Linked DNA regions of Homo sapiens: region 2 is linked to region 1. A link is a loop called in an ENCODE intact Hi-C map of the cell type or tissue named here. Cell type or tissue: A673. All regions are shown on one strand. Links, peaks and the distances in the headings refer to the core of each region. The heading gives the core; the rest is flanking DNA. Region 1 has its middle 3.3 kb from the start of LINC02487. Region 2 overlaps LINC01558 (long intergenic non-protein coding RNA 1558).

Region 1 (2,911 bases), core at 214-2,713:
ATAGATTTTGAAGTTTCCTTCCTCCCTTCCTCCCTTCTTCCTTTTCTCTCTCTCTGTCTCTCTCTCCCTCCCTCCCTGCCTCTCTCTCTCTCTCTCTCTCTCTCTCTCTCAGATGGATTCTCGCTCTGTCACCCAGGCTGGAGTGCAATGATGTGATCTCAGCTCACTGCAACCTCCGCCTCCCAGGTTCAAGCTATTCTCCTGCCTCAGCCTCCCGAGTAGCTGGGACTACAGGCGCCCGCCACCACGCCCGGCTAATTTTTATGTGTAGAAATTTCTTATGCCACTTATTTTAACCAGTCTCTGGGGACTTGGCCAACATTTCTATAGCGGGACTTTTACATTTTTGAGCTAATCTTTGCTTCTTATCTCAGTTGACTGAATGTATTTTGCAGTTCATTTTCCCAGGAAGGTGTATACTTTGTATGCTCTTGCATATTTGACATAATTCCTACGCTTTTGATTAAGTTCTCTCTATTGACCAGCAGGCAAGAACGCGATGTCAAACATACAAGCCTGTCTACACAGGGAGGAAGATTTGCCTGTGCTGGGCCCTGAGGACCACATTTTCCCTCCTCCCTGGACTCTGCTGTTCATCGGGCTCTGGTGCCCAGCACTGCACAGTGGAAACCTGAGGCCATCTTCGCCTGCATGTTTTGTGTGTGACTCTTTTCTCCTGAGTGCTGAGAGTATTTTGCGAGTCACTTCCTCACACTGACTCTGGGATAGGTAAAGGCGAGGCGAGATGCATTCGCACTGCTCTCCACAGCTCCTTATTTGGGAGCCCCTAGTCTCATTTCCACAGGGGACACACAATCATCTATGATGTGATATTCATGCTCTACAATTCTCCAACTTTAGTCTTTTTTTCCATCACCATAATTTTAGCTGTATTTTCTTACCACATACAGCATTATTTACCTTATACTTTTTTAAGTTAATTCACTTTTCAACTTAAAAACTCAGTATAACATTTTTTCTTAAGTAAAAGTAACTACCAAATCACGGACCTGCAGTACTTTCTTTTAAAATACAGTACTTTTTTCCCCCTAATCTCCTAATAGGCCTAGAAGATAACATTTCCTTGTACTAATGGTTCTGAAGGACAACTTAAAACAAAAACATGAGGGTTTATGACCCTGACTGGCGCTCTGTTCCCGAAGACACAGGCTCCTGGAAGCTCCCTGGGGATGGCCCCTCATCCAGGGTCCCCTCCACCGCGAGGTGCGGAGGAAGGTCTGTGGCTGACTCCAGTTTCCTCCAGCGGTCGTGTGCTGGATTTTTTGGTTCTAGGACTGCGGGTAAATGGATTTTAGCCATGAAAGGAAATAGGTGGTGCTTTCAGCTACAAGAGACAGAAACTCTGACTCAAGCTGCTTTTAAAAGAAAAGAGGAAATGTCTTACTTCACACACCAGGAAGCAGGAAGCACAGGGCGGGTGTCACCGTGGGAGGGGGATGAGCCAGGGCTGAGCCGTGGCATCAGGCTGGGCTCCTCTCCCCACCCTTGCTGTCCCAGGGCCAGCTTTGTCCCCAGGCTGGCTCCTGCAGTCAGAGATGAGAAGAAGCTTTGGGTGGTGTCAGAGACAGGACTCAGCCCCAGCCACGGGGAACCTGAGTCCTTCTCTCTAGCCCGACTGGGCTGATGTGAGCCCCGTCCTCACCCAGGACCCAGCACTTTCCTCAGAGGAGGCACCGTCAGGCGCTGAGCTGCATGGCTGTGGCTCTGCCAGAGCACAGCGTGTTAGAACCGCAGCCCCCGCACCACAGAGCTCGGAGTGGGCCCTGCAGTCCACTTGAAGCCAGGTCCCCAGATGTTTCTGATGTGTGCCAGGCTGGGGACCAGCCAGTCAGGCTAATCCAGCTGGCCTCCCTGCAGCTGGGGGAGGAAACCCCACAAGATGAGAGGGTGCGAGGATGGGTAGGAATTTGAACACAATCTTGGTTTTGTCAGCAGGAAGAAGTGGTCCCTGTGGCTGCAGCTGGGGGGAGACTTCTCACATCCCCTCCGTCTGTGTTCTAGTTGGGGAAGAAGCGGACAGTGGAGGCTGGGGACCCAGCTCTACTCACAGGGCAAGTGTGGCAGAGGCCCCAGCGTGGAGCCTTTCCGTCTGGGGCCATAGAGCCCCCAGCGTGGGGCCTTTCCGTCTGGGGCCATAGAGCCCCCAGCGTGGGGCCTTTCCGTCTGGGGCCATAGAGCCCCCAGCGTGGGGCCTTGCTTTCATGCTGGATCTGGGAATCTAGACAGCAGCCAGGGAGGGGGCCGTCTACAGTCTCCTAGCTCCAGGCTTTGGGCTGCTTGCAGGAAGAGTTGGTTCTGCAGAGCAGGCTCCACGTCGTATTGCCCTGCAGGCCGTCCAGTGCTTGGGGGATGGACTGTGTCCTAGACCCTAGACCTGGTTGCTGCAGAGGGAGGGGCTGGAGGCACGGCATCCGGGCTGGTGGGGACAGGTTCTGGACACTGCCCCATGGTACTCAGCTGCGGGCACACACAGCCTGTTCCTGCCTGGTGGGGAATATTGCTGCCTGGCAGGGGACGTGTGGCCCTGTTGATGTCAGACCCTCTACCAGCAGAGGGTTCTCCTCTCCCCGCCTGCTCTTGCCTGACACGCAGGCCATCATGGTGGTTGAGTGACATAGATGGAGGTGCGATGGGGGCCACTGCAGCCCCCACATGCTGGGCTCCCCACACTGCCCTCGCAGTGCTGTGATGGTCTCCATGACACCGCCCAGCTCTTCCCACGGGTGCCATGACATCTCCTGGGACTCGCGTGTTTCTCCTAAAGGTGCCTCTTGCTTCTGCCTTGGGTCGCTTAGTGGCTGATCCAGGCTGGAGCATCCCCGTCTGAGAGCAAGTGGTTTTTTACTAGTCCTCTTCCAGGCTACCCACCAACCCATCCCCAGGGCCTGGT
Region 2 (2,911 bases), core at 93-2,592, 84 kb before region 1:
ATATTTAGAAAAGTTGCATGATTGACATCGCTTCCACCCATGTTTCAGAGCATCTGATTTGTCAGACCCTCACCAAAAATGGGCTTTTATCAAAATGTAATAAAAAATAAATACAACTTTTCCAATGACAAAACTGGTTTCTCATTTTTTTGATACATGTTTCTTGAATTCTAGAGAGATTGAATATTATGAATATGTTTTCTGTTATATCTTTTATATTAATATAAATGTTATATATTTACATATTTTTAATGAGTTGGCAATTATGCCCTGGCTTCATTTTTTTTCTCATGGGAGTTATCTTTTTTACTTACTGATTGTTAAAATAATCAAATATTCTAGAAAATAAATGTTTTGTTTTTCATGCATAGTGCAAGTATTTCATTTGGACTTTTCATTTGTTTGTAATTTTGTTAATTGAAGTTTGGCATCTAGAGATTTTACACTTTTAGGTATAAAAGTTGTGACTGTTTTCCTTATTGTTTCTGTCTTTGCTTTTGTATTATTTATAAAAAAAAATAGGCCTTCCTCATCAAAAGATTATATAAACATTCACTGAAATTTTTTTGCATCTGTTTCCTTGTAGGCTAAACATATATCATCTCCTCATAGTTACTGATGAAATGATGTTCTTTCTGGGAGGTCCTTGGAGTGATTGATGTGCTTCCAGTTGTGACACTGGACAGAATAGGCTTTTTTGGGGGAACGCAGCACAGGACTTGCTTTGACTTCATTCATGCTGAGTGCCTGGTGCAGGCATCTTGAAGGTTAAGTGTATGCAAACATTTTGAAAATGGTAATATTTTTCAAAGGATTCAGTTATGAGCAAGGCCTTAGATAAATGGGAAAATTGGGAAAGCATTTTAGATGGGGTGTAAATTTTGAGGAGTAGATTCAAAGCAGCATACATTATTTCAAAAAGAGTCATTTTAGCTGTTGACTGAAACTCTTGGAGGTAAGAAGCAATTATGAAATATCTCTGCACTTACAACTTGGCATTCAATAGAAGGTGAAAACTTGCTTAGATATTGATAAAGACTTCTTTATCAGAGACTTCCATTGGAACAGATGTCAATTCCTTCCATTCCTTCCATTGGAACAGGTGTCAATAATATTCCAGAATGGTTAAAGTTACTGCTGAAGGTGACACTAAGTGCAGCAACATAGGCAAAATTTAGCCCAAATTATCCCTTGTTATTAAAGAGGACAGACCTACCTTCCTTCCTTCCTTCCTTCCTTCCTTCCTTCCTTCCTTCCTTCCTTCCTTCCTTCCTCTCTCTCTCTCTCTCTGTCTCTCTGGATTGTTTGCCCTTCAGGTTCCAGATGAACTCCAGAGCTTTGCTGGGGACACTGAGTGGCAGTCTCTGCTGGAGACTGGAAGCTGTTAAGCCACAGTCACCTGTCCAGAAGCTGGGAAATGAGCTGGTGGTGCCTGAGCACATTACCTACTTGACAATTACATTACAATGAATATTTTTAAACATTCAAAGATGAAATGTTAAAAATGCCAATTAGAATAATTTCAAAAGTTCTTAAGTCAGTGGCTGGTAGAAGACCAAAGTGCAGGCAAACCTTTCTGCACCATGGACTAGACACAGGAGGGAGGCAAGTCCCAAGTGACTGCACAAACATTCTCCTGTCATAGAGCGCTGCTGTGGACATGGAGAGCAGGTGTGTAGACAGAAAAGGGTATTTTCCCTCCTCTGGCCCACTGAGGGCCTGAAGAGGCTTCACTGGGACTGAAGTTTCCAGAGGGAGAAGGAATTCTGTCTCCAGTTGGCCTTCGGACTCCAGACTGAAATATCAACTGTCATCTCCATCTCCAGGCAGCTGACCTGCCCTGTGGACTCCAGACTTGCCAGTTCCCCGAATCACATGAGCCCCGATTCCTCCCACTCTCTCTCTCTATCTCTGTATCTATATATCTCCTGTTGGCTCTGCTTCTCTGGAGAATCCTGACTCATACAAAACTGAATCACAAAAATGAAAAGGTAGATTCATTCGTGTAATCAGGAAAGTTGTAGAAGATGTTCTAGAGGACAGATCAGAGAAGTACCAAGAGTGGAAAAGGGCTTTGTGGCTCCTAGTAAGGTTCGTCAACCATCAGCATGGGTTTTACCTGGGAGGTTGTTTAAGACACAGATTGTCAGGCCCAGCCCACGTGCTTTCATATAATATGTGAGGGGCACTACTATAGCCCAGTCACTGCAAGTGCAGATGCTGGAGTCAGACCCCCACATCCCAGCTCCTCCCCTTCATGGCTGTTTAAGCTTGGCTGAGTTAGTTGCCTTCTCTGATGCTCAGGGTTCTCACCTATAAAGAATGTATCTTATTGCAAGGATTAAATTCCATTAGTTAATTTATGGATCTAGCCCTGCTTCAGAGACCTGTGCAGCCATCATCTGTTTTTATAATTTTGTAGGGCTAGGGAGGGTTGAGACAGGGAGCTGCCGCCCTGAGAACTCTCTTCTGTGGTGGGGATTTGCCGATCTGGTCAGTAGAGCAAAGACAGACTTAAGCCTGCAGAGCTCAGTGATTTATTCATCCAGCCACTTATGTATTCGCCAAGCTCTTGATGAGCCCCTACTAAGTGAAGGTGCTGCGTTACTCACTGCCATGATTCACAGATCTTTTACATACATCAGGCCAAATAGCCCAGCACAAAGATGTTGTCTGCATGGGCCCATTCGCATGCCTGGAAGGGAGAGCATCAGAAGCGATTTAATTTTGTGAGGTTTGATTCTTCTCATTCTCTACAAACAGTGACGACTAAGATCCCTGGTCTTTAAACCGGAGTGCCGTGGAGGCACCGACTAGGTGCAGGGATCCTTGGATGGAGATTCGTGGTTTTTTTTACTACCTCCTGGGATTCAGCAAGAAGTCCCTAACTTTTATCTGTGGGCATAAAAGA

Evidence for each region. Peaks named below come from ENCODE experiments on the same cell type or tissue, not always from the same donor. Only the 100,000 strongest peaks of a DNase experiment are listed, where the experiment ranks them.
Region 2: a loop joins it to region 1, with 5 times the contacts of the local background. A loop is called at or near these places in 2 of 110 quality-filtered maps.

What each region holds. Positions count from the first base shown.
Region 1 is chr6:167,698,154-167,701,064 of GRCh38, reverse strand. No RefSeq gene overlaps it. Among named protein-coding and RNA genes, the nearest start is that of LINC02487, 3.3 kb to the right of the region's middle. RefSeq lists enhancers at 1,397-1,546, 1,687-1,766. In A673, for the core only: no CTCF peak of the experiment used is centred there; DNase peaks (open chromatin) are centred at 1,424, 1,874 and 2,254; H3K4me3 peaks cover 684 bases; H3K27ac peaks cover 2,193 bases.
Region 2 is chr6:167,781,759-167,784,669 of GRCh38, reverse strand. It overlaps LINC01558 (long intergenic non-protein coding RNA 1558), which reads left to right. Exons shown (of 4, transcript NR_026773.1): 4 at 1-133. Among named protein-coding and RNA genes, the nearest start is that of LINC01558, 14 kb to the left of the region's middle. In A673, for the core only: no CTCF peak of the experiment used is centred there; DNase peaks (open chromatin) are centred at 689 and 1,329; H3K27ac peaks cover 1,783 bases.